Linked DNA regions of Homo sapiens: regions 2 and 3 are each linked to region 1. A link is a loop called in an ENCODE intact Hi-C map of the cell type or tissue named here. Cell type or tissue: mammary epithelial cell. All regions are shown on one strand. Each heading gives the region's core, and the rest is flanking DNA. Links, peaks and the distances in the headings are about the cores only.

Evidence for each region. A loop is a pair of places that touch in the nucleus more often than their neighbours do. Peaks named below come from ENCODE experiments on the same cell type or tissue, not always from the same donor. Only the 100,000 strongest peaks of a DNase experiment are listed, where the experiment ranks them.
Region 2: it touches region 1 in a loop (9-fold over the local background); 2 of 110 quality-filtered maps call a loop at or near these places.
Region 3: a loop joins it to region 1, with 8 times the contacts of the local background. A loop is called at or near these places in 24 of 110 quality-filtered maps.

Annotation. Positions count from the first base shown.
Region 1 is chr7:116,133,805-116,144,628 of GRCh38, reverse strand. It overlaps a transcript of TFEC not described here. Among named protein-coding and RNA genes, the nearest start is that of TES, 71 kb to the left of the region's middle. In mammary epithelial cell, for the core only: a CTCF peak has its summit at 6,233 (motif pointing left); DNase peaks (open chromatin) are centred at 5,378 and 6,218; H3K27ac peaks cover 1,206 bases.
Region 2 is chr7:116,243,626-116,254,449 of GRCh38, reverse strand. It overlaps TES (testin LIM domain protein), which reads right to left. Exons shown (of 7, transcript NM_015641.4): 3 at 5,178-5,430; 4 at 3,954-4,289; 5 at 2,475-2,690; 6 at 1,974-2,132. It overlaps LOC124901730 (a long non-coding RNA gene), which reads left to right. Exons shown (of 4, transcript XR_007060485.1): 2 at 10,514-10,608. Among named protein-coding and RNA genes, the nearest start is that of TES, 38 kb to the right of the region's middle. In mammary epithelial cell, for the core only: a CTCF peak has its summit at 4,298; no DNase peak of the experiment used is centred there.
Region 3 is chr7:116,231,054-116,241,877 of GRCh38, reverse strand. TES (testin LIM domain protein) reads right to left here. Exons shown (of 7, transcript NM_015641.4): 2 at 7,259-7,344. It overlaps LOC124901730 (a long non-coding RNA gene), which reads left to right. Exons shown (of 4, transcript XR_007060485.1): 3 at 2,629-2,863; 4 at 3,602-6,010. Among named protein-coding and RNA genes, the nearest start is that of TES, 26 kb to the right of the region's middle. In mammary epithelial cell, for the core only: a CTCF peak has its summit at 5,657 (motif pointing right); no DNase peak of the experiment used is centred there; H3K27ac peaks cover 522 bases.

The sequences.
Region 1 (10,824 bases), core at 3,803-8,802:
CCCGTTATTCCAATGCTTTGGGAGATGGAGGTGGGAGGAGCGTTTGAACCCAGGAGTTTGAGACCACCTTGGGCAACGTAGTGAGATGCCCATTTCTAAAAAAAATAATAAATGTCAGTGTAAATCACATTAAAAAATACCTCCATACCAAAATCTAGACCGTGTTTGACCAAACAAACTGGGCATTGTAGCCTGGCCAAGTAGACACAAAAAATTAACAATCACAAATCTTATAAAATTTTAGTGGACTGCCTGCCGATTTCAGTTAACATGATTCAGTTTGCCAAAACCTGTAACCTTTGGGTTATGCCTTGTGAATACTTCAGTTTAATAATCCAAATACCTAGATGAGTGATATTTCTTAGAGTTATTGTGTTGAGGCTCTACCTTTTCTTTGTTTCATTTTTTTTTTTTTGATGGAGTCTCACTCTGTTGCCAGGCTGGAGTGCAGTGGCACAATTTTGGCTCACTGCAACCTCTGACTCTGGGTTCAAGCGATTCTCCTGCCTCAGCCTCCTGAGTAGCTGGGATTACAGGCGTGTGCCACCATACCTGGCTAATTTTTGTATTTTTAGTAGAGACAGCGTTTCACCATGTTGGCCAGGATGGTCTCGATCTCCTGACCTTGTGATCTGCCTGCCTTGGCCTCCCAAAGTGCTGGAATTACAGGTGTGAGCCACCGCGCTCGGCGAGGCTCTACCTTTTCTTAATAGCTGAGTGTCAGTAGAATCAATAAATGTTTATAAAAACCTAGGAAAATGAAGAATGTCTGGGAGCCCTTCATCTCTAGTCTCTTCTGTGATTTCCCTTCTCCCCATAAACCTGTACTAAACATTATAATTAAGGGCATTGTGATATGTTTGCAGAAGGAGTAGGGACAGAGACTTGCTGGAGGCACCTGGAGAGTGTGTTTCCTCACTTCTCTGACTCTTCCCAGATCCTTTTCTAATTGCTAGGATCCCGCAGTTCCCTATAGAAGCATCAATCATATACACAGCAAGGGGTGATGTGCAGAACTCAGTTTGGAAAGACATCTATTCAGTTTCTTGATTTAGACTTCAGCAATTTCAGTTCACTAAATATGTTTTCTCTGTCTACTTCCAGCTGGGAAACCCTGGACTGATGTTTGTCCCTTTCATGTTGCACTTCATTCAGCTTTTCGTCCTGGAATGAGAATTATTAACCCTCATATCCTCTGCTTGGCTTATTCTGCATTTTTTATAAAGGTCTGTTATGACAACCTCTCTGTATTGATTAGGGGAGTCTGGTCTTCTGTATCAAAAAGATCTCATAGTATAGAGGTGCAGATAAGATAGGAGTTTATTTTCTCTTGTGTGAATAGTCCAAAGTCAGGCAGGTGGTCTGAAGATCTTGGTAGAATCTTTTCTCCTGAAGGTCAACCAGTATATTTGTTGGTAGATTGGGTCTGTCCTTCTCAAATGTATTTTTGTCTCTGGTTCAAGGCAATTGTCCCAGTGGTCACCATTATCCAGCTAGCGAGAGTTGTAAAAGAGGAAATTTAGGGCAGGCTTCTTGTCTAAAGGAGATAACTTCAAAGTCGCACGCCTGACCTTCATTCACATCCTGTGAGACTGAACGTAGTCACAGGGTGACGCCTAACTGCAAGGGAGGCTGGGAAATGCAGGCTTTACCTCAACAACCAGGTACTCAGCTAAAACTCAGAGGGTTCTATAAATAATCGGTGGTCTATGCTACATTTATACCAGGCATTCAATTTTTTATTATTGATAGTTAGGACTTTTTTGTTATAAATAACAAATACTTTTGAGCTGGCTTTAACAAAAATGGGGAATTTATTATAAAGATACAGGAAATCCAAGGGTAAGAATGGACTTCAGGAAGAGACTGGAAACAGGAACTGAAAATTTTTAGAATCCTTCCTCTGTCTGCATCTCTGCTTCTCTCTGTATTTCTGATCCTTTCTTTTTTCATAGCCTGGCTTTCTTTGACCCTCTGGGCACATGAGAAAAAGCACCTTAAGAGCATCTGAAGAGCCCTCAACAAGTTAACCTGTGGCAATTTTAGCTGCATGCAGAACTCATTTGACTTCTCTAAGTTTCAATTCCAAATATCTGGGTGGAGGAATCTGATTGGTTCAACTAGGGTCAGGTGTCTACCTCTGCTGCACTTAATTGTTGCAAATGCGGTGGGAGTCATACAGTACAATTGTAGCTGGTAGGACCCAGCTGTATGTGGGAGTACATTCTGAAAAATAAAGATAGATTCCCTAAAATGTGTCCACTACCTCGAGTCTTATCAGTATTCTTAGTAATCCATCACTTCAAATATGAATGATCGTTATATTTTGTTTCATCCTCTACGAGTTTATGGCTAGCGTATGTCATAGAGACCAGAGGAGTTCATAGTAAATCTAATTGTTTGGGAGTTGTGAAGAAAATGGAGAACCCCTTGGGCCTCTGAAGATGTACATTCTTCTAGCTGTATAGGTAATCTTTTCATCATAGAAAATTGTACTTGGGAAAGAAAAAGAGCTGCTCTGACAGCTGCCCACTGGTTACTAGCCTGGCACTCACAGTAAGGCACAGTGTTCTCTTGCTTAACCTAAATGGCACCAGTATCTCGTGATATCACTCTGTGATCATGATGAAAAGAGATAAACCCCAAACCAGACCATAATAATATCTGAACAAGGACCATGTGCAAACCACAAAAATGACCAAATATCTTTCCCTCCTGGTTAACATGAGCGACTATTTATCAATTGCAGCCTTAAACTCACTGTGTTTTTTCTGCTTCTTAGAAAACTATTGATATCCAATTGTTGAATTAGCCCTACTTTTTGATAACATTCAGTCTATAGCTAAGTCCTTCTTTGAGCCCTCCCTAAAAATCATGTAAAACAAACCCAACTTCTGTTACCTGCTCCCAATATCACCTTTTTGCAGAGATAACTTCAGAGCTCCTCATGGGATATGGTGGCCCCTGCTTCAGCAAATAATACATCTAACTTTGACTGCCTCTGTGCTTCCAGTGGTCTTTGGATGGTGGTCATTAACATTCTTTTCTAAAGAAGCTGAGAAGAAAAAACAAAACAAAGCACACATGATCATACCCAAGGGACTCTGTCTGTTTTACCTTTGTCCAGTTGTACTGAGCATGTTTTTAGATTAATGAGTTGGCTTGTTTAGAAGGTGACTAAAGACACCTATTATAACTTGAGTAGTTCCATAGTTTGTTGCAAGACAACATTGTAACAGAAACTTTTTTCACTTAGTTATTAAAAAATTATTAAAAATTTAGAAAAATCCCCATAAAGATTATTTATTATTTATGACATTAACATCATGAGAATATATTAATTTAAATTGTTCCAGCTCCTTTTCACAGTTCTAGATATTTAAAATTGCTCACGCAATTTAAATTTGGAATCATAATTGTCTTTTATTTTTTACTTTTACTGGCTATATCCTGCCTTACTGATACATTCCTCCTGTGAACCTCTGAAACAACTCTTACAGCACTTACTTACTTAGCATGCCTTATTAATTAAATTTTAATAGGTATGCATCTGTTTACAAACCTCTGTAATTTACAATGATTGTAAATTTCTAGACATTATAAGAGAATTTTTTCCAAGTCTCCTAGAGGGCTTGATACTTTATACAAAATAATTGTATTATAGATAAATGGCTGATATCTGGATGGTGGGGAAAATTTGTTGACAGCCCAGAAAGATTGCTAGATTGCAAATTCCTTGAGGAAATACATTGTGTCACCTCTAGTAGATAGAATTTCATGTCTCATGGATGTGTTAGTTCATCATGGTTGCCCTATAAACATTTGCTGAATGATGAAATGCTACAGTGCACATAATGCACTACAGAGTGTGGAGGGTCAGATGAGGGTTCTAAATGGGAAGGCAAAAATTGAAGATAGTTTTAACCTGACTTCTCATTTAGCCTCTATGGCTGGGTATGTGTTATTCATATTCCTTTAGGCATTACATCTAAAGTAGTTATTGGCATGCATATGTTGTAAGACACTGCCAATACATCATTGTTTTAGTTTATAATACACATATCTGTTTTGTTATTAGTTTTAATGATGTAATACTTTGAAATTATATAAAAGTTCTTGTCAGCAGAAATTCAGGATTTGGAGAGGATCTACTAGGCTCTCTCAAGGATGCTGAGGTAGTCTTTGGAGCCTAAAATTCCTCCTTATGAGATGGAGTCATTAAAAAAGGTAAATTTATTCAAGCATGTTATTGATTCTGTGGAATACTAAACAGAACACATAGATTAAATTGGCTCTATTCTTGCGTGAAGAATGTTAAACTGTGGAATCTAAACAAAGAGTAGACCCTCTTCCAGAGCCACTCATTTCTTTCACTTATCTGATTTTCCATCATGTCATGCTTTATTTCTCAGAGTTGCCTCTTTCTAGATTCCAAAAGTCAATCCTCCAGTCTTGGCCTTTATTACTGAAACCTTAGATTGTTTTAATAGCCAATGAATGGATTTCCTCACAGTCCTTCACCTCTCCTGGTAGAATTTTTCACTCCTGCTTCATCTGCTATGCTTAACCTGCTATGATGATATTTCTAGAACATTCCTTCCATTGCATCATGCCCCAGCATAAAACACTATGGTGCTCCCTTTTGCTTTGTTTATCCTTGGATCTATGTCTCTTGGACATCTGCAATCCAGCCTCATGGGGGTTATGCCCATTTCTGTCCAAGTGCCCTGAGTGCCTGGTCAAGGTTCAGCTGGTTTCTTTCTATCTTCTGTTTATCCTATGCTCATTTGTGTATCTGCATACCATCATCTGGTGATTTATCTTCTGGTCTCTCCTTTTGCCTACCTTCTTTCTCTCAATTCTCCCAGTCTTTAAGGCCTATCTCAAACTCCCTCTCTTCTACAAACCTTTCTTCTCCAGGACACAAATATAATCTCCTTCTGTGGACTACCAGAGTAATTCTGGCCAGGATCCCTTAGTTTATCACAGAATTGTTTTCTGTTTCTTAAGATTTGGTTTACTTTCCTAACCTTGATCATAAACTAAATAAATGCAAGGTTCAATGATTTAAACTTTTTGTTTTACATTACCTCCATTCTTGGCACACTCAATAAATAATAACAATAAAATTCTAGTGTGATGAAAGGTGAGCTTTAATCAAAGAAAGCATGATAAAGCAGTGGCTCTTGAACGGAGAAGGTTTGTTGAAAGGCTGAGGACGGGTTGAGAAGCGGTGAGAATGGATCATTGTTCTGACACTGTGCGGGATGGAGTGCTGGGCAGTGAATGGAGGCTGTCAACTCTGGTTAGACTTGGCCATTGTTCCTGGGACGCCCGTGTTAGCTCTGAGTAAGAGATAATTCATCAGAACGCTCTTGTACTTTTTTTCTCTCTTGCTCTGGGGCAGAAACTGTTCTACTTCACAGGCTGAACTTTTTACCTCTTGCCCTGAGAGGCAGAAACATGCTGCCTGAGTGCTTCCATTTTGAGACACCTTGTAGGAATCCTTATTGAATTGCTTTAGAAGAGTAGATTCTTAGCCCTCTAGTGCAGCAATCTGCCACGGCAACCCCAGAGAGTGTTATTTTTCAGTCAGAGGTAGAAGCCTCCTGTAATATGGGCTCACTGGGCTTTTGGGGAAAAAAGACAGCATTTTGCAAGCTTAGTTCTAATTGAACATCCCCATGTTGCAATTATTATTGTATTTCAGTCTCGTAGCCTTTGTTACAGAGGTTTTTGTGTGAGTTAGGAGGGGACACGTTGGGTGACCGCTCAAGCCTTTACTTTTTTTCTTTAATTTATTAGAGTTCAAATTAAACAAGGCTCCTGCTGTTACCAAAGTTTTCTGAACTATTTTGTGTAAATGTTATTCATCCTTTGAAATCAATACAATTAAAAGTTGTGTTAAGAGTCTTCCTTTGCAAGGCTATGAACTTTTTCTCTAAGGATTTTTAACTTGTTTCAGGTCTTTGATTTCTTAAATGCATTTCAGAAAAGAAGATATACATGTTCTTTAATTGCTTCTTAAATTGGCAAAGTTATATTCTGTCTCTTAGACAAAAATCTTTAAATGATTGCATTTCTCTGTAGATTAGTAGCTTGTTAATTTTAGGGATGAAATGAACTCAGGAATAAAAATCATTTGACCGAGTTATCTCAGGCCTCACTTCAAAAAGATGCAGATTCTCCCTAACAAGGGCCTATATGAGATCAGAGCTTCTGTGTGACGTACTGGGGACATCTAGTGGACAAAAGTCAGAATGGAACATTAAACTGTATACCCAAACAGGATCCTAACTTTCAGATAATATCATGCTTATGAAAAAATCAGAAAATCAGTGCACTGTCTGTGAAGATAAAATACCATGTACATCTAACACCTGATTTTAGTGTTATCTGTTGTTTTGAATTCATTATAAATATAATGGCTTATCTTATTTGATTACACTTAGTTTATTGCAGCAGTGTCAGATTTTTAATTTAATAGATCCTGTACATGATGGAAAATATCTCATTATCAACATTGGAGAGGCAGATTTACGTAGCAGAAATGAATGTTGTGTTTGGCTAGGTATATAACCTGAGGAAAGATTGTGAATCTCTTTACTTTCACATATAAAGTGCATGGTTAAACAAATGACCGCATTTCTTCTGGTTTGGAAATCTAGAATTCTTGATTATTTTCATTTATTTTATTCATATTCATTTCATATTCATATTCAAATTTATAATTATTTATTTATTAATATTTTCATTTTCTAAACTATTTTATACTGTACAGAGGGTTTTCACAAGTATCATTTAAGTTGATTATCAATAAAAATGTCTTAGGTATTTAGTTCAAATTTTATAAATTGATAGGAAGGTAAGATGACTTGTGAACTAAAAAGCCCAAGTTTCTTGACATTTGAACCCTTCTAGTAGAATTTCACTGTTGATGCAGTGTGTGTAAATTTCTTAATGTTTGGGGGAATTCAGTTAAACTCTCAATAGAGAGTAACTACCAGTTAGCATCTACCCTAATCATCTTCACATATATCATTTCTAATCATCTTAATAACTTGTAGAATGGAATCCTTAAACCCAATTCATAGTTGGAAAGTTAAGACTCAAAGACATAAAATAGCTGCTCAAGTTTACGAGAGAGTCACTGTCAAGGCCTATACTCACATCCAAGTCTCTCTGAGTTTATTAAAACAATGCCGAAAAGCAACACTTTTGCAAGTAAGGTGACCCCAGAAAGCTGGCACTGTGTGTGTTTATTTCTTTCCCTTGAGGATTTAGAAGTCCACTGGTAAGCATTTGTAAAGTCTCAAACTAGACCTGTCAAACATAAAGACACAGAAACATAAATACAACTTAGAATTGAATATCTCAGATGCTTTTTAAAAATTATTTTAAAAGACAAAAACAACATGATGAGTCTCTTACCTTGGGGGAAAAGATCATCAAGAAAATATGTGATAATTGCTGGTCACTCTGAAGTCCATGATGATGAGGAAATGATGTTTAAGATATGATAGAGACACAACAGAACATGTGGTAAAGTTTTAGGATTAAATTAGCCAAAGACAAATTTATAGAAGAAACAACTTTAAACAGCAAATATTGATTAAATTTGGAGGAATATTATATGAAATTAACAGTTTTTACACATTCCAGTTTGCCATTGAAAATTACTTCATTGAGAAGAGATTTGGAATAGTGAAAGGGATCAATGAATTAGATATGGTGCTTTAAAAAGTCACATAATTTATTTTGATAACATTAATTGAATTAATTTTACTTTGAAAAAATCTTAAATGACACTAAAATTAAATACTGATAATATCATCATAAATGACACCTTTCTCTTATTTCATTTCTTTTCTTACAAATGTTTAGCTTTACAAATAAATTGAGAAATTATTCATATGACTTGCATTTTTATTTAGGACAGTATTCAAGAATCAACTGATTTTTCAAAATTTGAAAGTCAATGAGTTAACATTATAAATAACCTAATATTAATGTTCAATTTTCTATTGAGATTGAAAACATACTATGATTTATTAATAGTGAAATGTTTACATTATTAACTTCAAGCTGTTTAAGGGAAATCCAATGTGTTCAGTAAATACATTTTGTGAGAATAAATATTTCATGATGAAGAAAGAATCTATTTATTAGTATGTAATGGTACATTTCTCCTTAACTAGACCTGAAATCTTAGCACTATGTTCTATTTACAGCTGTACCATAGGCTTGATGAAATCTAGTATAATTTAATCAATTTTAGCAGATATGCGTATTTGAGTTTTATGTAACTTTAATTAATATACATTTTAAAACAATACTTTTGAATTATTAAATTGCTTCGAATTGTTTTCATTAATAGAGTTCATAATATTACTGCCTAAAAAGTCATATTCGTTACCAATGTCATTTTACTGTAGTCCCTCTCCTTTGTTTTTTCTGAGTAAATTAAATGCATGGCTTAAAAACCAAATTCCTATACACTGAGTACAATAATCAAGATACTTCTTGGTGATATAGAGAAACATATAGAAAGGATTGGTGTAATTGAACCAAAGAAAGTGTAGAGGTATGGAAAATAAATGAGTTATATACATACAAATAAGCTTTAAAAAGAGTCTTCTAATATTCACTGTGAGGAACTAGTCTTTGCAGAGAACCCTAAAAGCTAATTTTCTAAAGCAATTTTTTTGTATTAGTTTTTGTGATCATACACATTATAGAAAGGTAGTAACTAAATAAATATTATCTTAGTTTAATTGGATTAAAAATTAGAAATGCAAATTCTCCTCATACTATATCTATAAGCCCTCATCTCTGCTTTTATGGTAATACCCTTTTAATGGTTTAAGCCTATGAAGAAAAAACACTGAAGATTTTTAACTAGCCACTTTGCAGGGGGCAGAAAGGAGCAAAGAAGATTTAGTGGTGAAAAGAGCAAATAAATAGGTGCTCCAAGATTAAAAAGAGGGTAGAAGTGCATGCTGAGCTGTTGAAAGACCTCTCTGTGTTTAAAGAAAAATATTGTTTGGTGCTTTCACCAGTGCATGATCAAAATAAGAGGTACAAATTAGTTCATGGCTGCTGAAGCTACAAAACATCATGCAGAGCGCTGTCTTTGGGAACGTTTTAATGAGGAGAAGAGGTCATCAGAGTGTGACATTGCTTTTCAGAATTCTTCAAGAACAACACAGACTTCCTGTTCCAAATGTGGTAGAGAATAAAACAACCTTAGTAGTAATCGTACAACTTTTGAACCATGTTCCTTGGAAATGCTGTACCGTGCTCATTTTGTAGCTTTAGTTAGCTATCTCAAAGGAAACGCTTCCATATTTTCCATGTGCCCTTATTTCAAAAGTACAGTGAAACGGTGGAGCTTTAACATGGATTATATTTATAAAATAAAGTTTTATTCAGGCTTCTAAAGAGATTTTAATGTTTTCATTGCTCCAGGTGAAATGGTACACGGTGGCTCTGTTCATTAACATTTAGCATCAGTGCAAAAAAATCAAGGATTACCACATACAGCATAAAAGGAGGGATAGTATGACTTTGAAATTAAATTCACTACAATCTTAGTTTTGACGCATTTCAAAATGTGATTTTAAAATGTATAAGTTGTTAATGATATTCTAGGTCAAATATTCATAGTCCAATATCAAGTCCTACAGAGACTGGCATTATTCAAATGTGCAACGTATTTGAGCAGGAGCTGAAGAGGTTTTCCTGATGCTTTATAAATAAGACATTTATTTTAGTTTCAAAGGCCAGTATTATAACATTATTTAATACTTTAAGTATAATTGGTGCATTTATTTCCACTCTACCACAAAGCTATAGCATACCTTTTGTTTTCCATTAATATGAACATATTTGTAAGATGTGTATAATTAGAGAAAGTATTTGGGTTCATATACTTAATGCAGTTATCAAAAAAGGGCGAAGAAGACTTCTAATTTTTCGTATAGCAATGCTCACAGTCTTATTAACCTGTTTTCATGTAATTTTTTCCTTCAAAATAAATGATTCAAAACTAACCACATTTACTCTTGATATGTAAAAGTAATAAAAAGAAGTGAATAAAAAAAATTTCAGAGACCCAAAGGGAAGGGTTTGAACTAGAATTTAGGTGGAAAACAGGTCATTTCTGTGCATAGTAATGTTTCTGATTAGCTTTTAAGTAAGAGGTGATTCAATTTGTGTACAATGTGTAATTGATTTAGAAGCAGCAATATATGGTATACATTTTTCCTTCCCTCTTTCTTTTTATTCTTATTTTTTATATCTAGCATGAGAACAGAAGTCAAGCATAGACACCCTGCTTTAAATATGATAAAGGATAAAAGCTGTCATTCTAGTTTCACAGCTTTTCAACTATTTAATCTAAAAGTTTCTGAACTTACACAGATCATTTACTTGACTCAGTCTTTTATATTAATTTTATTTCTTTTAATGTATGCAGCCTTTGTTCTTAAATATTCTTATTCATAAACCAGACACATTTAAGTTGACATCCTTAGCATGTAGAATTTTTCTACAAAGACCTAGTGAGGCAGTTATTTTTAGCTTAAGCTTTTAGTCTGGATTGACTGGCCTGCTATCTCTTGGCTTGGTTTGCCAGCTTTTTCTGTCAGTGATTACACATCAGGAGCTTATGTTGATCTAATTTTTTTTTGTTGTTGCTATTGTTTTGCATTATTACTGCTCAGGACCTGTTCTTCTCTTTTACCTGCTTAACTAATTCAATAGTATTCTACTTCATAAACATCGCTCTCTAATCTTAAAGATGTCTTAGGCATCTAAAAAGCT
Region 2 (10,824 bases), core at 2,030-7,029, 110 kb before region 1:
TGATGCTATGCTATAAAACTAAATAATTTGAAAATTCTTTTATTTAAACAAATCATATCTGTGGTTATACCCTGCCATTGATTAGAAACAATGTAATACAGAGAAGCTTGTAACAGCTAAAAAAAGAAAAAAAAGCAGTTTCATCTGTTTCAATAAATTTTTATTGAGCACCTATGTTGTCCTAGTGTTGGGAACAGAATAGAAAAGGCAGATAAAAAAATCCCTGCCCTGATGGAGTTACATTCTAGTCCTTGAGACTAAAGGTCAGACAGCAGCAAAAAAAAAGGTATACATTATAATACCTTTAGTCTGTAGAAAAACTGTTGCAACAATATTCATTGAAGCAGTTTTTAGCTAAATAATGTATCAGGTTACATGGTGATTTGACGTCTTGTTCCCTAGGTAAAGGAATGACCATGGTAACCCCAAAGCGAGAAATATTAAGAACACGAGTCAGTCACTCAAACATTTTCTAAGTGCTGACACTGAAGATATAGAAAGCAAGATATAAGGCAAGCTCTACCCTCCAGCTGCTTACAGTCTAGTGAAGGAGACAGATGAATGATATTCACACACACACACACCCCCACACACCCACCCACACACACACCATTGGGAACATGGAGAGTCTGGAGGAAATGGTGGAGTTTGGGCATAGTGAATCAGGAAAGGTGTTCCGAAAAAAAGTTAAACCTAAACTGAATCTAAAGGAATAAATGTGTAGGTACAGTCAGGTAAAACAGGGAAAAGTACGGTGTATTAGAAAAACTATTAGGAGTAAGCAAAAGACAACAGTGTGTAAACTAGAAAATGATGGTGAACGTGTGGAAATGTATGATTTGCGTTGGATAACTAGTAGAAGGGACAGGAGAGGCAAGAAGGGGCCAGATCTATCAAAAGTTTAATAATTTGCATTTTAGGAAGATAATTTTCCATCATTATGGTGGGTAGCTTTTGAGCAAGATGAATGAAAGTGGAGGAACGAAATTTGAGGCCACTGCAATAGTCAAAATAACAACAAAAAAAAAGGTCTAAAGTAGAATGGTTGTAATTATAAGAATGTGAAATATATTGGTGAGGCACAGTTGATAGAGAATGAATAACTGTATCTGGGGCAATGGGTGAACGCTGAAAATTGGCATTGACATAAAAACTTGTTACCTTATCTTCACAGTACCACACTCTTATAACTATATATAACTATATAAACCATATGTAATTTCATTCCTTAGCCAGGAGTCCCTTTTACTTGATAGCTCAGGGGACCATTAACACATATGTGTTTTGCTGCATATAAAGAAGTAAATGTCTATTTGGATACTCCTGGATTATACACTTTACCATCTATGGTCAACTTTTTACCCTTTATCTACATTACCATCACTTGGCCATTATACAACAGCAGCTCTGTGTAAGCAGAGTAAATGCAAGAAAAAATATACTTTCACATTGGAATGTTTGGCCCACACAAAAATCTAAATACGCAGGCCAAGTTTTGTTATGCTAAATCAATTCAATGAGGGTTTAAGAAATAGGTATCTTACAATCTCCAGGTAGCAAAAACAAAATTCCAGTGGGTGGTCCAATAACACAAACAGAAAGCATCATATTCAAATAGAGCTAAAGAATATCAATAGCCCCTAGACACCTTTATTGAAATGGAATCTGATTGCTAACCATGAAAATAAAACAATCTCATTCCCATTAAGAATTTTTTTAAGTGAGGATTTTATTATTAAGCAGTACCTATAATTGATATTGTAAATTTCACAAGTAGAAATCTTGAGGTGGCTCATAGTCAATGCATGTATTGTTTTTGAATTGCCTTGATTTTAACACCCTGTGGTAGGAATAATTTGCTTTCTACTTAGGAGGACTGCTTTCTGTTTCCCATTTGTAAGAGGCTTTAAGAAAAGCATAAACTCAAGTCCTAAAGCAGGCTGAGGCAACCATATCCTTAGAACACTTCTCACCACAGCGTGATTCTTCACATAGCAGGGCTTGCACACGGGCTTGTCATTGACCATCACGTATATCTCCCCAGCTAGAATGCTATCACAGTCAAAGCAGCAGAAGTGTTTCAGGTGCCAATTCTGGTTTTCTGCCTGGGTATACTCATTGCTGAATATCAGCTAGGAAGAAGATAAAAATAAAGATGGATTTTTATATAATAAGAGATTTATATCTGTAACAACATACTTTCTCAGGGTCTAAAGTTTGAAAATGATAACCTAAAGCTTGAACTTATGCTATCACTTAGTTTAGTCTAAATCAATCTTTTATATTTCTAGTCTTTCATTTGTCAACCCAATTAACACAGACAGAATGAATGATATCAGAAGTTTATTTTTTAAAACTTCTTTGGATGTAAACAGAGCAACTGCTGTTTGGTCAAGTCTTGTTGCCTTCTAGGTAAAGGGACCATATGAGGGTCTAAGAGGGCACCAGCATGCCGGTGGTCCCATAGAACATACCTCGTCACAGCCAGCACATCGGGGTTTCTCGCTGTCACAGTAATGTCTGCCACAGTATAGCTTCTCATTCTTCCAAAAATAAATCATGTCAACCAGGAGTTCATGGCAGGTGCTGCAGACAAAACAAGCTGGGTGCCACAGTTTATCATAGCCAGCCCTTTCGGCATAGATGGCTGGGTCACCTTCTTTCATACTCAGTTTGCAGCAATAGCAGGACTGAAAGGGAAGCCATCCAGAACAACCTAGTCATTAGAAGACTGCCATTTCTTTTCTTTCTTTCTTTTTTTTTTTTTGAGACTGAGTCTCACTCTGTCGCCCAGGCTGGAGTCCAGTGGTGCTATCTCGGCTCATTGCAAGCTCCGCCTCCTGGGTTCACGCCGTTCTCCTGCCTCAGCCTCCCGAGTAGCTGGGACTACAGGCGCCTGCCACCACGCCCGGCTAATTTTTTTGTATTTTTAGTAGAGACGGGGTTTCACCGTGTTAGCCAGGATGGTCTCAATCTCCTGACCTCGTGATTCACCCGCCTCAGCCTCCCAAAGTGCTGGGATTACAGGCGTGAGCCACTGTGCCCAGCTAAGACTGCCATTTCTTATCATTGACTTCAGTAGAAATTCAGAGAAACAACTTTGAAGAGACATAATTTCTACTGAAATTACAAATTTGTCGATGTAGATAATAACGTATTAATAATTCTGTGAAATGGAATCTCAGCTTTCTCCCGGCTATTCAAATCTACTTCATTCACCCTGTGTGTAACAGGCATTATTTCCTGAATTAAGGTCACTTATGGAAAAAGGAAAATAGTAATTTTCAGGTCAATTTTAAGTAGATTCTCTAAAACTATCACCTCAGGGCTTATTAGTGCTCTTTTTTCAGGACTAAGCCTTATTGGTTGGTGTGCTAACTGGAGCTATGAGGAATATATTACAGCAGGTTTAGTTCTTATGTCTGTTCATCTGTGTCATAATTGCCTCCTACCATCAAGTCATTAGCAAAATACTTCAATTTCTCCCTTTAGAAGAGACTTAAAAAAAAGCTTCACTATATATCCACAAAAATTAAATTTAAGTTTGAATTTTAGGCACGTTCTCACAAGCAAAACTGAATTAACCTAAGCATATATTCCTATTTATGGGCAGCAGAGATAAGCAATTAATACCAACATTATGATTAGAAACAGACTATAGAATAATAATGCTGTCTTTGATCAGCATGCCAATACCAACTACTGTCTGTACATAAAACTCACTATCCACAATTATCCTTGATAATAAATACATAGAAAATTTGGCTTTAGACAGAAGTTTCAAACACGATGACCCTCTGTGGGAAGTCTAAACTGAATCTAAATCCTATTTATTCCCCATACTTATTCCCTTTTGGAAACTCAGAGGAATAGTCCCCAAAAAAGTTCAAAGTAAGGGAAAAAAATTCTGTAAAGTATACAAATCAGGCTAACAGTGTGACCACTCTACTTACATATTGAGTTCTTTTGTGCTCAGCAGATTTGTCCTCCATGGCCCCCACTGCTGCTGGGGTGCTTCTATCCCCTCCAGGAATGTTCATTTGTTTGGGGCCTTGGGCATCCATCTCACAGGGAAGTTTGACATCTCCTACTCCCAGAGCTTCGCTCTTATATTTCTTCACAAACTGCTCCATCTCCTTCACCTCTCTGGGAGACAACTCATGGCACTTTGAAGGGTCCTGGTCATGTGCAGGGAGCTGCTTTGCCAGCTGCTTCTTCCGGTACTGTGCCCCCTCTGAGCCTGCTACTGGCTGCTTTTCCTTGGGTAGCATCTGCATGTACTGCCTGGCCTGAACCACAAGGAGGCCAATGTTAACTGGGATTGGCCATTAGGCAGTGTGATGTTTCATAACACACATCAGAAGCAAGTTACTTAAGAAAGAAGTGGGTTCTATCCAATAGCAGCAACTCACCCTCACAGTATATTAAGAAGTTAAAACTCAAAAACGGTACACTAAATAGATTTAGTTGGGTAAAAAGTAACACTTTCTCTCCATGAAATTATATATTTTTTCAGTTTGTAAGATCTGAGTTACTACTGTTTACTTAAGCTAAATAAACAAATGTACAATTGAAAGAAAACATAAACTTTTAGGCAGACATGTTTGGAATGGTCTGTAGGACCAGGAACATTTTTATTACATAAAAAATGATATCGCAAAATTCACTTTAATGATTTAACTAACCTTAAAAGACTTCCAAATGTTTCATTTGGTTGTTATAATAGTGGAAGGAGCTTGATATAAAACTGTGATCTTTTTGGTCTTATATAGTATTAATAAAGGAAATGAAAAAAACACAAAGATAATGTTGAATATTTTTTTCAGTTCTAAACTATGACAAAAATTCTCTTCTTTACCATCTTAAGATAAATCCTCTCAAGACTAAGCTAGAAGAGTTACTAGATTGATATAAAACATCTGATTTCCATCTAATTATTAAGAACGTTAGACCATTCCCTCAAAAAGGTAAACATATCTAGGGAGTTGGAAAAATTTTATGAAGTATCTAGTCTTACATTCAAAAGACTAGAACAGGAATCAGAAGTCAAAGTAATGAGAACCCCGGAAGAATAACAGATCTGGGATGTGTGAAGTTGATTAGGTCATCAAAGAAACTGCCCCAAATAAATACTCCAGGAACTTCAATAAAGAAACTCTCTGTTCCATATCATTTACCAATGCTTGATTCTGGACAGGAGGAGCCCACTCATAGGTAACTGTATTGATGGAGACATTCTTCTTGGCAGCAACTGGATTCGTCAATATCATAACATTGCGTTTATACATGGGAATTCCATCTGACTTTAGTTTTGCAATCAGAGTGGTATACTTGGTGTCTTCAAAAAGTTTTCCCACTTTTCGATCCTCTTCATTGCTCAAGAGGACATCATGCTCTTCTTGGCCACACTTGCAGTTACGACATATTTTTCTATAATTTTGAAAATAAGTAGAAAATGATTAATTGTACCTAATTGATATTTATGTTCATACATTTATAGTTCATAAAATACTTTTAGGCCTATTCTATATCATGGTATGCAAAGGCAAGTCCTTTTTTAGGAGGGAGAATAAGTATCCATATATTTAAGCAAGAAGGAAACAAAACACGACTTTGCTTGATAAGGCTTTTAAAAGCTAGGTTGTAAAAATTGAAAGAGGGACCCAATTAAACTGAAGAGCTTCTACAAAGCAAAAGAAACTGGCAACAGGACAAACAGACAACCTATAGAATGGAAGAAAATATTTGCAAATCCTGCAACTGACAAAGGTCTAATATTCAGAATCTATAAGGAACAATTCAACAAGCAAAAGACAACCCCATTAAAAAATGGGCAAAGGACATGAACAGATATTTCTCAAAAGAAGATATACATATGGCCAAAAAATATATGAAAACATGCTCAATATCACTAATCATTAAGGAATGCAAATCAAAACGATGATGAGATGCCATCTTCCATCAGTCGGAATAGCTATTACTAAAAAGTCAAAAAATAACAGATGTTGCGGAGAAAAGGGAATGCTTATACACTGTTGGTGAGAATGTAAATTAGTTCAGCCACTGTGGAAAGCAGTTTGGAGATTTCTCAAAGAACTTAGAACTATCATTCAACCCAGCAATCCCAAAGGAAAATGCATTGTTCCACCAAAAGGACAATGCACCCGTATGTTTATCACAGTAGTATTCACAATAGAAAAGACATGGTGGAATCAACCTAGACGCCCATCAATGGTAGACTGGATAAAGAAAATGTGGAACATATTCACCATAGAATACTATGCAGCCATAAAAAAAGAATGAAATCATGTCCTTTGAAGCAAAATGAATGCAGCTGGAAGTCATTATCTTAAGTGAATTAATACAGGAAAGGAAAACCAAATACCACATATTCTCACTTATAAGTGGGAGCTAAATATTGAGTACACATGGACACAAAGATGGAACTAACAGACACTAGGGAATATTAGAGTGGGGAGGGTGAGAGGGAGAAACGTTTGAAAAGCTAACTCTCAGGTACTATGGTCACTACCTGGGTGATGGGATCATTTATAACCCAAGCCTCAGTAACATGCAATTTACCCATGTAAAACACCTGCACTGCACAGGTACATTCTGAACCTAAAATGGAAGGTGAAAAAAAGAGGAAAGCAGCAGAATTATCAGTCACTAATAATGTATTTTTGGAAATTACTGAATTAAGTTTTGTGATTTAGATGGTACCATAACGTTTCAACTGAATTTTCTAAGTAAGTATTTTAACAAATTCAGTGTGTTTTGTCAACCAAACGTGCATCTGCATTTCTGATATGATAACGAGAAGCAATTATTCATTTGATTTTTATCAAAACCAACCAAGATTTTTTCAATGAATTCACTGAAAGAAGTGGTGATGGCCCCAATAATAGACATCTTCAATTGTACCATTAAAAAAAAAGACTGATTAAAAAGTGCACACTTAAAGGGACATGTCTGAGTGTAACCCCATCTGATATTCCTTATGCTGTCACCCAATAGTGAATAAAATAAATAATAAAAAGAAATGAATTAAATAAAACCACAAAAATTATATGTTTCCTTATTTAAGCAAGAGGCTTTGTACTTTATTGCATGTTAACATTTTATAGCTATTATCCAAGGTTTCTTGTTTGTTTGTTTTTTTAGTGAGAGACAGGGAAACTTTTCCCATCAAAGATTATAATCCTAGATTTAGGTTTACAGCCTTTCTCATTTTTTTCTCAATTTCTTTTGCCCTCCATTTCCTTCCCTTTGTTTTTCCTTTCTCTTTCCTTCCCTTATTTTATTTCTTCAAACACTTATTGCCACCTACCATGTGCTCTCTGCCATCATGGTGTTTCTTATAGTTCAAGGACAATGTTCTCTTCTTCACTCTGGTCTGGCACACAGACATTCATTCATTCATGCAACATACACGAGTGCCCATGTGCCAAGCAATGTACTTGACACTAGGACATAGTGCTTAAAAAAAAAAAAAAAAAAAAGGGGCCTAGTCTCTGATTTCTAGAACTTACTCTCTGGTGGGAGATAGACATTAAATAATCACACACACACACATACACAGAGAAAATTTCATTTGTGATAGGAAAGAAAGTATAGGGTCCCTTGAGAGGGTGTAATTTGGACTTCAAACTCGTGAAGAAGGGACCCCATAAGAAGATGATATTTAGGTTGAGATCTGGACGATGTATGAAACATAGGTGTAAACTGTGTATGTGGGTGTGTATCTGGGGAGGAGAAAAGGAAAGAAAAGTCTCTAGTATTGGGTATAAAGAGGAATACCTTCAGTGGTCCTGAATTAGGAAAGAAATTGTCCCCTTAGGTGTCATAACCAGGGGAGGTTGGTATGACTGTAGGAAGATGAGTCAATAGGAGGGTGATAAGACTGGAGAGGTAGGCATGAAGTCATGCAGGGGCTCATAGAACACATTAAGGAATTTGGGCTTCATCATAAGAGCAATCAGGAAGCAGCAAAGGCTTTTTGGTAATGGAATAAAATGATCAGATCTGTAATTTTAAATATCACAATATCTGCCATGTGGTAAATGGATTAGGGGTGAAACATAACTGGCAATAGGGAGACAAGCTAACATGTTAATTATGCATCCAGTTTGCAATGGCATGGTTCTAAATAACAGGATGCTGCCACTACTTCACAAATGGAATTTACATCTTGGAGGGTTATTGTTGTGGTCCAGGTAAAATATGCTATGGCTTGGATTAGAGTATTCAACAGTGGAGATGAAAAGAAAGGAAGAAATTTGAGGTCTCCTTGAACAAAAAACTGACTAAACTTAGTGGTTTATTTGGACATAGTGATGGCAAAGGGAAGGCTCAGTGATATGGTTTGGCTGTGACCCCACCCAAATTTCATCTTGAATCGTAGTTCCCATAATCCCCATGTGTTGTGGGAGAGATGTGGTAGGAGGTAATTGAATCATGAGGGCTGTTACCCTCATGCTATTCTCATGATAGTGATTGAGTTCTCTTGAGAGCTGATGGTTTTATAAGGGACTTTTTCCCCTTTTGCTCGGCACTTCTCCTTGCTGCCACAATGTAAAGAACATGTTTGCTTTGCGTTCCACCATGTTTGTAAGTTTCCTGAGGCCTCCTCAGCCATGCTGAACTGTAAGTCAATTAAATCTCTTTCCTTTATAAATAAATTACTCAGTCTCAGGTATGTCTTTATTAGCACCATGAGAATAGACTAATAAATACAGTAAACTGGTACTTTAAAGGGTGTGGTGCTGCCATAAGGATACCTGAAAATGTGGAAGTGATTTTGGAACTGGGTAATAGCTAGAGGTTAGAACAGTCTGGAGGGCTAAGAAGACAGGTTGATGTGAGAAAGTTTGGAAATTCCTAGAGACTTGGAGGGCTCAGAAGACAGGAAGATGTGGGAAAGTTTCGAACTTCCTAGAGACTTGTTGAATGAGTTTTACCAAAATGCTGATAGTGATATGGACAATGAAGTCCAGGCTGAGGTGGTCTCAGATAGAGATGAGGAACTTGTTGGGAGCTGATGTAAAGGCCACTCTGGCTATTCAAAGAGACTGGTGGCATTTTGCCCCTGCCCTAGAATCTGTAGGCAGGGGCAAAACTTTGAACTTGAGAGAGATGATTTAGGTTGTCTGGTGGAAGAAATTTTTAAGCAGCAAAGCATTCAAGAGGTGACGGAGGATAAAAGTTTGAAAAATTTGCAGCCTGACAATGCGATACAAAAGAAAAAGTTATTTTCTGGGGAGGGATTCAAGCCCGCTGCAGAAATTTGCATAAGTAACAAGGTGCCCGGATGTTAATCACCAAGACAATGGAGAAAATGTCTCCAGGGCATGTCAGAGAGCTTCACAGCAGCCCCTCCCATCACAGGCCTGGAGGCCTAGGAGGGAAAAATGCTGTCGTGGACCACGCCCAGGGATCCCTTGCTCTGTGCAGCCTTGGGACATGCTGCCCTGCATCCCAGCTTCTTCAGCTCCAGTGGTGGCTAAAAGGGGCCAAGGTATAGCTTGGCCCATTGCTTCAGAGGGTGCAAGCCCCAAGCCTTGGCAGCTTCCATACGGTGTTGGTCCTGCAGGTATGCAGAAGACAACAACTGATGTTTGGGAACCTCTGCCTAGATTTCAGAGGATGTATGAAAATGCCTGAATGTCCAAGCAGAAGTTTATTGCAGGGGCAGAGCCCTCATGGAGAACCACTGCTAGGGTAGTGTGGAAGGGAAATGTGGGGTTGGAGCCCCCACACAGAGTCCCCACAAGGGCACTGCCTAGTGGAGCTGTGAGAAGAGGGCCACCATCCTCCAGACCCCAGAATGGGAGATCCAAGGACAGCTGCAGGCACTCAATGCCAGCCAATGAAAGCAGCTGGGAGTGGGACTGTACCTTGCAAAGCCACAGGGGCGGAGTTGCCCAAGGCCATGGGAACCCACCTTTTTTGCATTAGCACACCCTGGATGTGAGACATGAAGTCAAAGGACATTTTGGAATTTTAACGTTTAATGACTGCCCTATTGGATTTTGATCTCCCATAGGGCCTGTAGCCCCTTTCTTTTGGCCAATTTCTCCCATTTGGAATGGCTGTATTTACCCAATGCCTGTACCCTCATTGTATCTAGGAAGTAACTAACTTGCTTTTAATTTTACTGGCTCACAGGCAGAAGGGACTTGCCTGGTCTCAGATGAGACTTTGGACTTGGACTTTTGAGTTAATGCTGGAGTGAGTTAAGACTTTGGGGGACTGTTGGAAGGGCATAATTGTGTTTTGAAATGTGAGGACATGAGATTTGGGAGGGGCTGGGGCAGAATGATATGGTTTGGCTGTGTCCCCACCCAAATCTCATCTTGAATTGTATTTCCCATAATCCCCACGTGTTGTGGGAGGGACATGGTGGGAGGTAACTGAATCATGGGGCCTGTTACCCTCATGCTGTTCTCGTGATGGTGAGTGAGTTCTCATGAGAGCTAATGGTTTTATAAGGGGCTTTTCTCCCTTTTGCTAGGCACTTCTTGCTGCCACCATGTGAAGAAGGATGTGTTTGCTTCCTCTTTTGCCACAATTGTAAGTTTCCTGAGGACTTCCCAGCCATGCTGAACTGTGAGTCAATTAAAGCTCTTTCCTTTATAAATTACCCAGTCTTGGGTATGTCTTGACTAACTGAGAGCAGACTAATACACTCAGTCTCTTGAAAAATAAAACCAAGTTTCTGGGATGAGTAAATTAGTAGAATGAATATAATTTATTAAGATAGTATATTCAAAAGATGAACAGTTTTGCAGTATGGAGTGGGGAAGGTTGATGGAAGTCTCCAAA
Region 3 (10,824 bases), core at 3,742-8,741, 97 kb before region 1:
ATAGAAGAACCAGCTCTGTATTTTTTTAAATTATTATTTGTCTTGACAATTAGAAGAATTCACAATCTCAGGAAGCCTCTGCTTTTCTATCAATGCCTTTAACCACCCAACATACCTTTGTTAATAAGTGAGTAAAATCAGGTTAAAACAACATACCAATAACGCTAGTGGTAAGAAAAAAGAAATACCTAAGAAGTCATACTATGCCATATAATTTTCAGTTTCCTAAGTAGAGAAAACCTATGATTGATTTGTTATAATTTTAAAAATCATGACTATATTAAAAGCCTCATCTGCATCCTCCAATGTGGTGAATTGTGGTGACAGAGTCCTTGGTAAGAATGTGACCCAAGAAGGGTGGGATGGCTCTTCAACTAGAGCTGTCATCATTAAAACAGTTGGGATGACCACATCCCTTCCAGAAGCCTTACACTGGAGCTCCATTTCTACAAGGAGAAGAGCCAGCTACAAACTACTCTGCAAGAAAACATACTATAAAATCAGCACCAGGTGCCAGGAGCTATCTATTGTGGAAATCTGTGCTATTACCACTTACCTAGTTTTAGGTTTTAAAAATATTTTTCTTAGAGTTCTAATCTACAGTGTTTTATATTTGAGTCTCCCACATTTAAACTAAAACATTTTACTTTTAGAAATACCTATAAAAACTTTCAAAGTCATTTGGAAGCAATCCAATACATTTATTAAAAGAAAAACCTTGTTGTGGAATTGGAGAAGAAAAGGATGCCACTGTGATCTTGTTATCCAAGAGCGGCCTGAGAATAAGTGGGACGTTTATCACATATTCAATTTCAGCCTAAACTAACCCAGATTCTACCCTTAAGAAAATGAAGAACTTTAAAAACGTGGTTTTATACAAACCTAAAACAAAAACACAAACAGAGTATGGGTGAGCACAATACCCATGTGCAAGGGGCTGTTTGCACGGTGTGTGGATTATCTTTCATCAGATGATCCATAAGTAACTTCTGATGATATATATAGATTTAAACAGCTTGTTTATTTATTTGTGCTATACTGAGTTGATAGTTTTAAGAGAGTATATAAATCAGTTCCCATATTTAACACAGTTTTCAAACCTCTAAATTTTCTAAACTGTCCTATTGAGCAGTTCTCTCTCCAGATTCTCCATAGGATGTTAAGAAAAGTTCTATGGGGAAAAAAAGGGAAGGGGATTCAGAATTAAGTTAGTTTAAAAGTCTTTTTCATGATTCTTTTAAAAAGGTGCAAAGGTGGATTGGCAGATTGGGAAGCTCTAAGGTGTGGGGATGGAGGAGGGTTATTTGTATAAAAAGTTGTTTGTACAAAAAGAATTTAGCACCATTAACACATATATATGCAAACATTAATATGTATGGAGGAAAGGGAGGAGCGAGGGGGAGGGAAGGAGTGAGAGAGAGAGAAAGAGCGAGCCTGGGAGAGCGAATGCAAGAACAAAACTACCAAAAGTATTGCCTCAGACAAATAAACATATTTACATTTTCAAGCTGAAAAAAATCAAGAAACTATCCTTTATTCTCCCAAAAGAAATTTTTTTGTATCACTATTTGTAAAACTTACTATTTTTCCAAGGCAAGCAGTAGAAACTAGAGTGCTTTGACATGCTGCCAGCATTCACAGTGATTTAAAAGCACGGCCATGGCATTGCTACAAACCATAATTTAAAAGGGTTGGAAGCTGCCCTTTTGTAACAGGGATATACATATATGGATTTAAGTGTGGGCCTCTGTGACAGAATTCAACACAAGTATTAATCCATTTATGGTAGGGAATTTTTAGTTTTCACCCAGCTCTAAATCAATCAGAAATTCTGAACAGATGTATGTTATAATCAAGTAACGCATTTTTAATAAAATGCAACTGTTTTATTAGGAGACTTTAACAAAGGTAAAGCAAAACAATAATTCTGTTACTTAATATGATAAATGACATGGTTGCAATTATATTAATTATACCTTCAATGTGAAATAACTGGCTATAAACTCCTGGAAACCTTGGGTCTGTGTCATACATTTCAATAAACACTCTTTATCTCTATATATTACTTGAAAGCATTCCCAGCAGATAGTGTTTCTTATTGGGTCATTATTAGGCTTCCTGAACCTTTTATTTTCCTCTACTGTTGTAATCATGGGCACACTGAAAAAGGAGAGAGCTCACAGTAAAAGTACACCTTTGTCCACAAGGATGTCTGTGTCACAACAATCACACTTCAGAGGCGACAGCCTGGTGCAGTTCAAAGTTCACTGGCCCTGAGAGTGAAAAATGTGCATTCTAATATCTACTCTGCCATGGAGAAAGGTTTTGGAAAACTCTGAGTTCAAATTCAGCTCTGCCATCTATAAGCCATAACTTTAGTAAGTTATTTAACTTTCCTACGTCTTTGATTTCTCATACATAATAAAATAAATATTAGGAGGATTAGGTACAATCAGGTACATACAGTGCTGTGGTAAGCAGAATGTTAACATGGCCCCTATGACTTCTGTCCCCTGGTGTTACTTTCATGATTATGTTACTTTTATATGGCAAATGGGAGATTTTCCAGGCGTGCCTACTCTAATCATGTGAGCCCTTAAAAAGCAATGAATTTTCTCTGGCTCGCAGCAGAAGAGGAAGTTGGAGGCATGTGAGGTGCAGGAAGGATTCTAAGCAGTGGTGCTGGCTTTGAAGATGGAAGGCATTGTACCTCAATGAATGTGACTGGTTTCTAGAAGCTGAGAGTAGCCAGCCCCCAGCTGACAGCCAACAAGGAAACAGGGACCTTGGTTCTCCAACCACAGAAAATAGATTCTACCAACAAGAATGAGCTTGAAAGCAGATTCTTCCCTCGCACTTAAAGGTGAGTACTTTTAGCCTGGCCAACACCTTCATTTCAGCTTTTTGAGGTGCTAAGCATAGACAGCTAAGCCAGCTCCCCTATCCCAGACTTCTAACCTGAAAAATAATGGATGTTGGCTGGGCACAGTGGCTCATGTCTGTAATCCCAGCACTTTGGGAGGCTGAGGCTGGTGGATCTGCTGAGGTCAGGGGTTTGAGACCAGCCTGGCCAACATGGTGAAACCCCGTCTCTACTAAAAATAGAAAAAATTAGCTGGGCGTGGTGGCGGGCGCCTGTAATCCCAGATACTCGGGAGGCAGGCAGGAGAATCACTTGAACCTAGGAGGCAGAGGTTGCAGTGAGCCGAGATCGCACCATTGCACTCCAGCCTGGGCAACAAGGGTGAAACCCCATCTCAAAAATAATAATAATAATAATAATAATAATAATGATGGATGTTGAGTTAACAGTTGTTGCTTTAACTTGCAAAGTTTGTAGTAATTTGTTATGCAGCAGTAGAAAATTATTACAAGTGCTTACTGGTGTGTGACACATAGAAATCATTCACAAATTATATTATTAATAACTCATGGGCTCAAACAAGTCATTTTAACTTCCTTTGGTTTAGGTCTTTGATCTGTAAAATGAGGTTAGACTAGTTAAGTTACAAGTTCACTCTAAATTCCTAATAATTAATTTTTAGTCTCCTGCAACTATGGTGATACACCTTGATCCGGCATCTTCCATTCACCTCTCCAGATTCATTCTCCATGCCTCAGTACTCTGTGCTATTTCCCAGAAGGCTGATCCTTAAGGACTACACCTGTGGGATCCCTTGTCACTGGCAATGGGACAATGGGAGGTGCCAGCAGAAAATCAGAGTGATGAAGAATGAGGTCTGGGTATTTATCTCCTGGCTTTCTGTAAGTATACAAGGTGATAAAAAGGAAAATGATTCCTAACAACTTGGGGGTATGTGGAAGCAGGGGAAGGGGGTGCTGTGGGCTGAACTGTGTTTCCTCAAAGTCATATGCTGAAGCTCAAACTCCTAATGTGACTGTATTTGGAGCAGGGGCTTTTAAGAAGTAAAGTTAAAAGATGTCACAAGGTGAACGTCACAATCCATTGGAATAGGTGACCTTATAAGAAAAGGGAGAGAGATCTCTTCCTCTCCAGACACACACACACACACCCACACACACCAAGGAAAGGCCATGTGAGCACGTGGTGAGAAGGCAGCCGTCTGTAAGCCAGGAAGAGAGACCTCACCAGAACTCAACCATGTTGGCACCTGATCTCGAACTTTCCAGCCTCTAGAACTGGAAGAAAGTACATTTCTGTTTAAACTACCAGGTATGTGATATTTTGTTATGGCAGCCTGAAAAGACATACATGGGCAGGGAAGACTTCTCAGAGGTATTTCTTGAGCTGAGACTTTTTGTTTCCTAGTGGTGGGAGGTAGGGTTTTCCAGGCAGAGAACACCATGCAATAAGGCACAAAATTTCAGGGAATAGTATGTATCAAGCACTTGGATCATAGAGTGCTTGGAAGGGAAGTGGAAGAGGCTGGAAAAGCAAGCAGAGGCCAGATGTTAGGGTTTAATGTCAAAGGCCAAGAAATTTGCCTAAAAGAAGTCCAGTGGGAAACTACTGAGGGTTCTTAAGTCATCTGAAGTATGTAATAGTATCCATGTTCAAAAGACCATTCTTGTGATTGTGTGAGAGGCCAGACTAATAAAGAGGTAGAGAATAATTTAACTCTGATTTTTGAAATGTGCCCGATGGAGCCCTCAGGGTCCTAAGTCAAGGATCACCATGAAGCTGGAGGAGGAGGCTAAGTGGGCAGGGTCATGGGATCCCATGTCTACTTCACCCACATAAGTTCTGTGGCCCTAGACTAGACCTGGAATCTTTGTTACACTCAGGACAACTAGTCTAGAATATTTTACTTCAAAGACTGTACTGAAAGAGGCTACATAGGGAGGTCAAAGGCACCTGCTTCAGCTCTTTTAGCTATGGTGAAAAAGTCAGGGAATTATCAAGAATTCTGAGAGAAATGTGACTGGACCCATGCCAGGAAGATGTCAGAACTACTAAGAAATACCAATGGGGTGGACTGTTATCAACCCCAGCTGAATGACAGGCCATATGCAAAGTCCTAGACTATTATGGCTCTTAGATTTTCAGACTACACCCAGTTGATTAAATGAGTCTGTGTGATAAATTGAAATGTAAAAGGTTATTTTCATGCCATGGAGATCTGCTCTTGTCGGATATATTTTCATCTGAAAATATCGATTAAAATGATTAATATAGACATAACAAAAATGACTAACTTGCTTTAGAGAAAAGATGATATCTCTTAGGAATGAGCTTTAAAATCTCACGAGCGGTTTTTGGCAACTGCATAGCAGAACTAAAAAGAATGCAGGTTAAGTATCTCTTACCCAAAATGTTTCACAAGTAAAATAAAACAGAAGTGTATCAGATTTCAAATTTTTTTTAAATTTTGGAATATCTGCATAAACAATGAGATATCTTGGGGATAGGGCCCAAGTTTAAACATAAAATTAATTTCTGTTTCATATACAGCTTATGTACATAAGCTGATGGTAATTTTATACATATTTTAAATAATTTTGTACAAGACACAAAGGTTTGAATGCATTTTTGAATGCAACCTGTCACACGGTCAGGTATGTGAAATTTTCCACTTGTGGCATCGTGTTGACACTCAAGAAGTTTTGGTTTTGGAGCATTTTGGATTTTGGATTTTATGTATTATAAGATTGTAAGGTAAAAACTATGCCCAGGAGAGGGCAGTGCAGCCTTCTGTAAAGTTAACTAATAGGCCCAATAGAAAATAGTGTGAGCATTAAGAGCAGAGATGTTCTAATTCATGAAAACTATTTTGTGTTAAGTCACTTTACCTTTTTAAAACATGAGAGACATACTGCCACTTCTATGTCCCTTGAAGAGACAGCACAAGGGAGAGCTGCTTAAGTCTTGTAAAAAAAAATTCTGGAAAACTTTAGCTCCCTAAAACTGAAGAATTGTATCAAAACTGAAGAACTGTATCAGTTCTAGCAGGTTTCTACTGACTTTCCTATTTTAAACAATTATCTTTGTTTCTGAAAACTGATTCAATAAACTAGTTTTTAAAAGAGATTAATGTCTAAAATTTTATTTGTTTATATTCTCCTTTAATTTACACTGTACACATCTCCAAGAGCTGATGAAAGTATTCTAAACGGTTTCCTGTGGAAATCTGTAGTACAGAAGTGTTTCTCAAATGAGAGTCATCCTAACAAGGTAGCTGCCATCCTAAAACTGTATAGTTATCTTTATTTTTTTTTCCTGCTAATTCTAACTTTGAGCAGACTTGTGAATTACCACTATGGACTTGACAGTCATTCATAAGCACAGGTTTCAAATACTGATTTTAGATTTATATGATATGCAGTAGTACTTTCAAAACAACCTAAAGATAAGATCTATAGAAAATTCACATTTTTGACTCACTAACATTGTCTTGTGTATATATGCACTTCATTCAAACCAAGACACTACAATTAATTTTTTTCTTAAAAAAATTCAAGTGTTTCAATGGTTTTTCACTAGTAACTTTACAGCTAAAAATTTTAAAGAGATCTAAATTCAACTTCATTTCCTGATAACTAACATATACATGCTTGATTCAGTATTCATATTTGTTTACGGAAAATGTAGACATGAGATGTAAAGTTACCAATTTTTAAGAAGAGAATAATTAAATTATTAAACAGGGCCAGGCATGGTGGCTCACGCCTGTAATCCCAGCACTTTGGGAGGTTGAGGTGGGCTGATCACTTGAGGTCAGGAGTTTGAGACCAGCCTTGCCAACATGGCGAAACCCCATCTCTACTAAGAATACAAAAAAGAAAAATTAGCCAGGTGTCGTGGCACAAGCCTGTAATCTCAGCTATTCAGGAGGCTAAGGCAAGAGAATCGCTTGAACCAGGAAGCGGAGGTTGCAGTGAGCTGAGATCACACCACTGCACTCCAGTCTAGGTGACAGAATGAGACTTCGTCTCAAAAAAAAAGTAACAAATAAATTATTAAACAGTCCTGGAGGATTACCACAAACTTATTTACCACCAGAAAGATGATATATTCAGTATTTCAGGCTCGAAGGAAATCTTAAAGACAGCAAGCAAATCCAACAACTCTAAATAGTTATTATGGTCCAATTCACTAAGTCAAACTTAATGACAGTAAGACAGAACACTTTTTATGTTGTATTCATTTCTCAGAAAAGACAGTAACAGGTCTGCAACTTAGCAACCATGCTGGAGAACTCGAAGATATCTCCACTGTCTGAGGAAGTATTGCAAAAAGTATAAATTACTAATGTGGTTGCAGTTTTCAAAACAATACCTCCAGAAGTGCAGTTCGAATCCTTCACATTTTTCTTTGCATTTTAAACAAGGGGCTCCAAATCCTTGCTCGTGACCTAAGCCCATCTGTTAAAAAGAAAACATCATGAATCTGTTATTAGATTCTTTACAAATCTAAAAATTCAATAAATTGCACTTTTAATTCCACTTACCACTTGTGTTGAGATAACTTTCAAACAAATCTTATATTTAGTCAATGATGATACCCAGGTATGTACATGGCAGTTCCAAGTACATACATAACATATTTTATATTCTGATTGCTTTTTATCATGAAAAGAAAAGCATCAGAATATAACTGTATAGAAAACTACAAATATTGCAAATAACAAAAACTCATGAATTTATGTCTTTGGCCACTACTTGCCCCATAGTACAGCCCCATAGCACAATAGGTACAACACTCAGAAAACTATACCTTAAAAAGCAAGTCTCATCCTGAATAACATATTTTACATCAAACAAGGAATTAAAGATTTTAGGAATTACAACTGAAATATTATTTTTATTATGATAAATATTATTATAATAGCTACAATATACACTTATTGAATGCCAGTGCTATGGCTTTAATGTCCGTGCTCCTCCAAAATTCATGTTGCAACTTAATCCCCAATGTACCAATATTAAGAAGCTGGGCCTTTATGAAATGATTAGGCAGTTAGCAATGAGGGCTCCACCCTCATTGATGGGATTAGCCCCTGAGGGAGTGAGTTCCTCTCTTCCATCTCTTCTGAACCTTCCTCCATGTGAAGATGCAGCAACAAGGTGCCATCTTGGAAGCAGAAAGCAAGCCCACACTAGACACTGAGTCTGCCAGTGCCTTGATTTTGAACTTCCCAGCCTCCAGAACTTGACAAATAAATTTCTATTATTTATAAATTACCCAGTCTAAGGTATTTTGTTATGGCAGCAGGAATAGACTAAGACACAAGGAATAGAGGTAAGTACTTTACTTATATCTCATTAAAATCTTACAGAACTATATAAAATGCTTACAAAGTAGGCAATATGATTTGCCATTTTTGAAATGTTTTTGCTGAAACTCAGAGACTATGAAACTTGCTTAAGATCAAAATGTTAATAAATGGTAGAGATTTGAGTTCAAGTCTTTCTGACTCCAAGGCCTGTGCTCTTCTGCCTGAAGTTGTAGGGAGGCAAGGAGTGGAGAGCTGTATTATCACCCTTGCTATAGCAAACCCTTTTCTTCTTTACCATATTAAACAATAGTCTTTGAGAACTTGCTGAGACATGGCCTAATAAGTGGAAGGAGTGGGGTGCAGATGGCAGAAGGACACAAGGTTGTAATTAAGCTCTTTTACCCAACGACTGATATTGGAAAAAAAAGAGTAGCCAGCCTTACATCAGTACAGTGGCAAACCACCAGTAATCAGATTACTCTGTGTTTTAAATATCACATCAGTGACCATGAGGAATTAGTTACTGGTTAGTGCCTAGAGTAGCAGTTCAAGCTGGACAAGTAATAGGTATTTTTCAATGGCCCTCTTTTGTAACTTTACCAAGCTGTGTTTGTCACTATGCAATCAAAACCACATTGTAACTGGTTCCTTGAAAGATCAGTCTGACATGTCCTGAAGTTTAAGTGAAGCCTTTCCTTTTGTCCTAAAGAAAATGACCACATCCTTTTTCCATAATTAAGGCCATATTCAAACCCAACTGGTCCACACAGTTGCTTAGGAAAACCCACAATACTTTTAAGTTAGACCATATAAAGTATACTCTCTAAAGAATAAACAACTGTCCAGCATTAGCTAAGCTTTATCATCTTTGCCATGTCCATATTACCAATTTTCAAAAGAAATGAAAGTCTTTAAATTGTATATTTAGTGTCAACACTAAGCTTTTTTTTAAAGCAATTAAATTGTTTCCTTGTCACTGATGATCACAGTTCACACAGTATGGAAATAATGTAGGTTAAACAAAAGACAGAGGGAAACTTTTCTGGTCTTGTGTAATAAGCATAGTTACATGTTTTCTCCATTACAATATCCATAGTAAAATGAAAAGCAAATCCAAAAAAGTTTTCTTTTTCAGGCCCTTTCTAATTTTCCATTACAGAAGAGTTAGTTCTGAATGTGCCTGGAGTATGGATATGATTCATACTATGTTCATGCATCTCCTGCTAAATAAACTCTAATCCCAAATGAAAATTTTGATTACATTATTAAGGCTTAATCACATAGCTTAGCTTAAATCAGAGGCTTTTAAACTCTCTTTTATATAATTCACAACATGGAATAAATTTTACCTCATGACAAAGAACTTGCACATACACATACAAACTTACATGTGTGTATAAAATCCTGATATTTGTGGACAGATAATATCTAGAAATATGCTTCTGCCTCTAAATTAAATGGCCACTTAAATTCTTGCATGCCTTCAGATTGGAATTGCCTGGTCTGAACAACACTGGGCTTATAAAAGACTGCAAACATCCTGGAACAATACCATCTCATTCACTATTTCTGAATCCAACTTGAAAGTTCAGCAAATGTAACTAGAACCTCCATGAGTCAGCAGTTTTTACACTAAGGCTTTGGAGTAGCTCGCTACTGACTTACAAAGTCAACTTTGCAAAGGGGCAAGTTGTTTTCTCCTACCAACTTTTTATCTTTGTAAATCAAAAATAAAATTATAAACCCATGAAGCATCTGAATGGACCCCACCTCTTGGCCAAGGTCATTCCAAAGTGAGCCTGAAAAACTAGTTCAGGCCATGATAGGAAATGGGGAGCTGGGGGTGGGTGGGCGCTGCTTCACAGCTGACCAGCATTAGCAGAAACACAGAGACCTAAGACTGACAGAACAGACTCTGATAAGAAACATTGACAATCTATTCTCTCTGACACCTGCTACCAGGAGGCTTCATCTACATGATAAAACCTTGGTCCTTACAAGCCCCCTTATCATAACCCAGACATTCCTTTTTTTGGATTTCAGGTCTTTAGATAATAAGGCTTTCAACTAATCACCAATCAGAAAATCTGTGAATCTGCCCATGACCTGGAAGGACCGCCCCCCACCTCCAGTGGTCCTGTCTTTCCAGACTGAAGCAATGTACATCTTTCATGTATTGACGGATGTCTGTAATATGTATAAAACCAAGTTGTAGCCTGACCACCTTGGGCACATGTTCTCAGAGTCTCCTCAGGGCTGTGTCATAGGCCATTGATCACTCATATTTGGCTCAGAATAAGATCTTCAAATACTTTTACAGAGTTTGACACTTTTCATCAATATATTCTTAAAATAGCTATCATTTTATTTATTAGAATTACTAGAGCTGGTGGTATTTCATGAACTGCTGCTCTTTTAAAGTCTCCCACATATTCTTATTCTGGACAGGACTAGGCATCTCCCTCATGTAAGAGATCAGGAAAATAGAATCCAGAGAGGAGGGATAATTTGCTCCTGGTTGCACAGCTACTCAATAGCAAACCAGACCTAAAACTCAGCATCTGGCTCCTGCTCTACTGTTCTTTTGGGGCAGAGGACTAGCGTGTCAAATGGGAGCTCTTGTCTT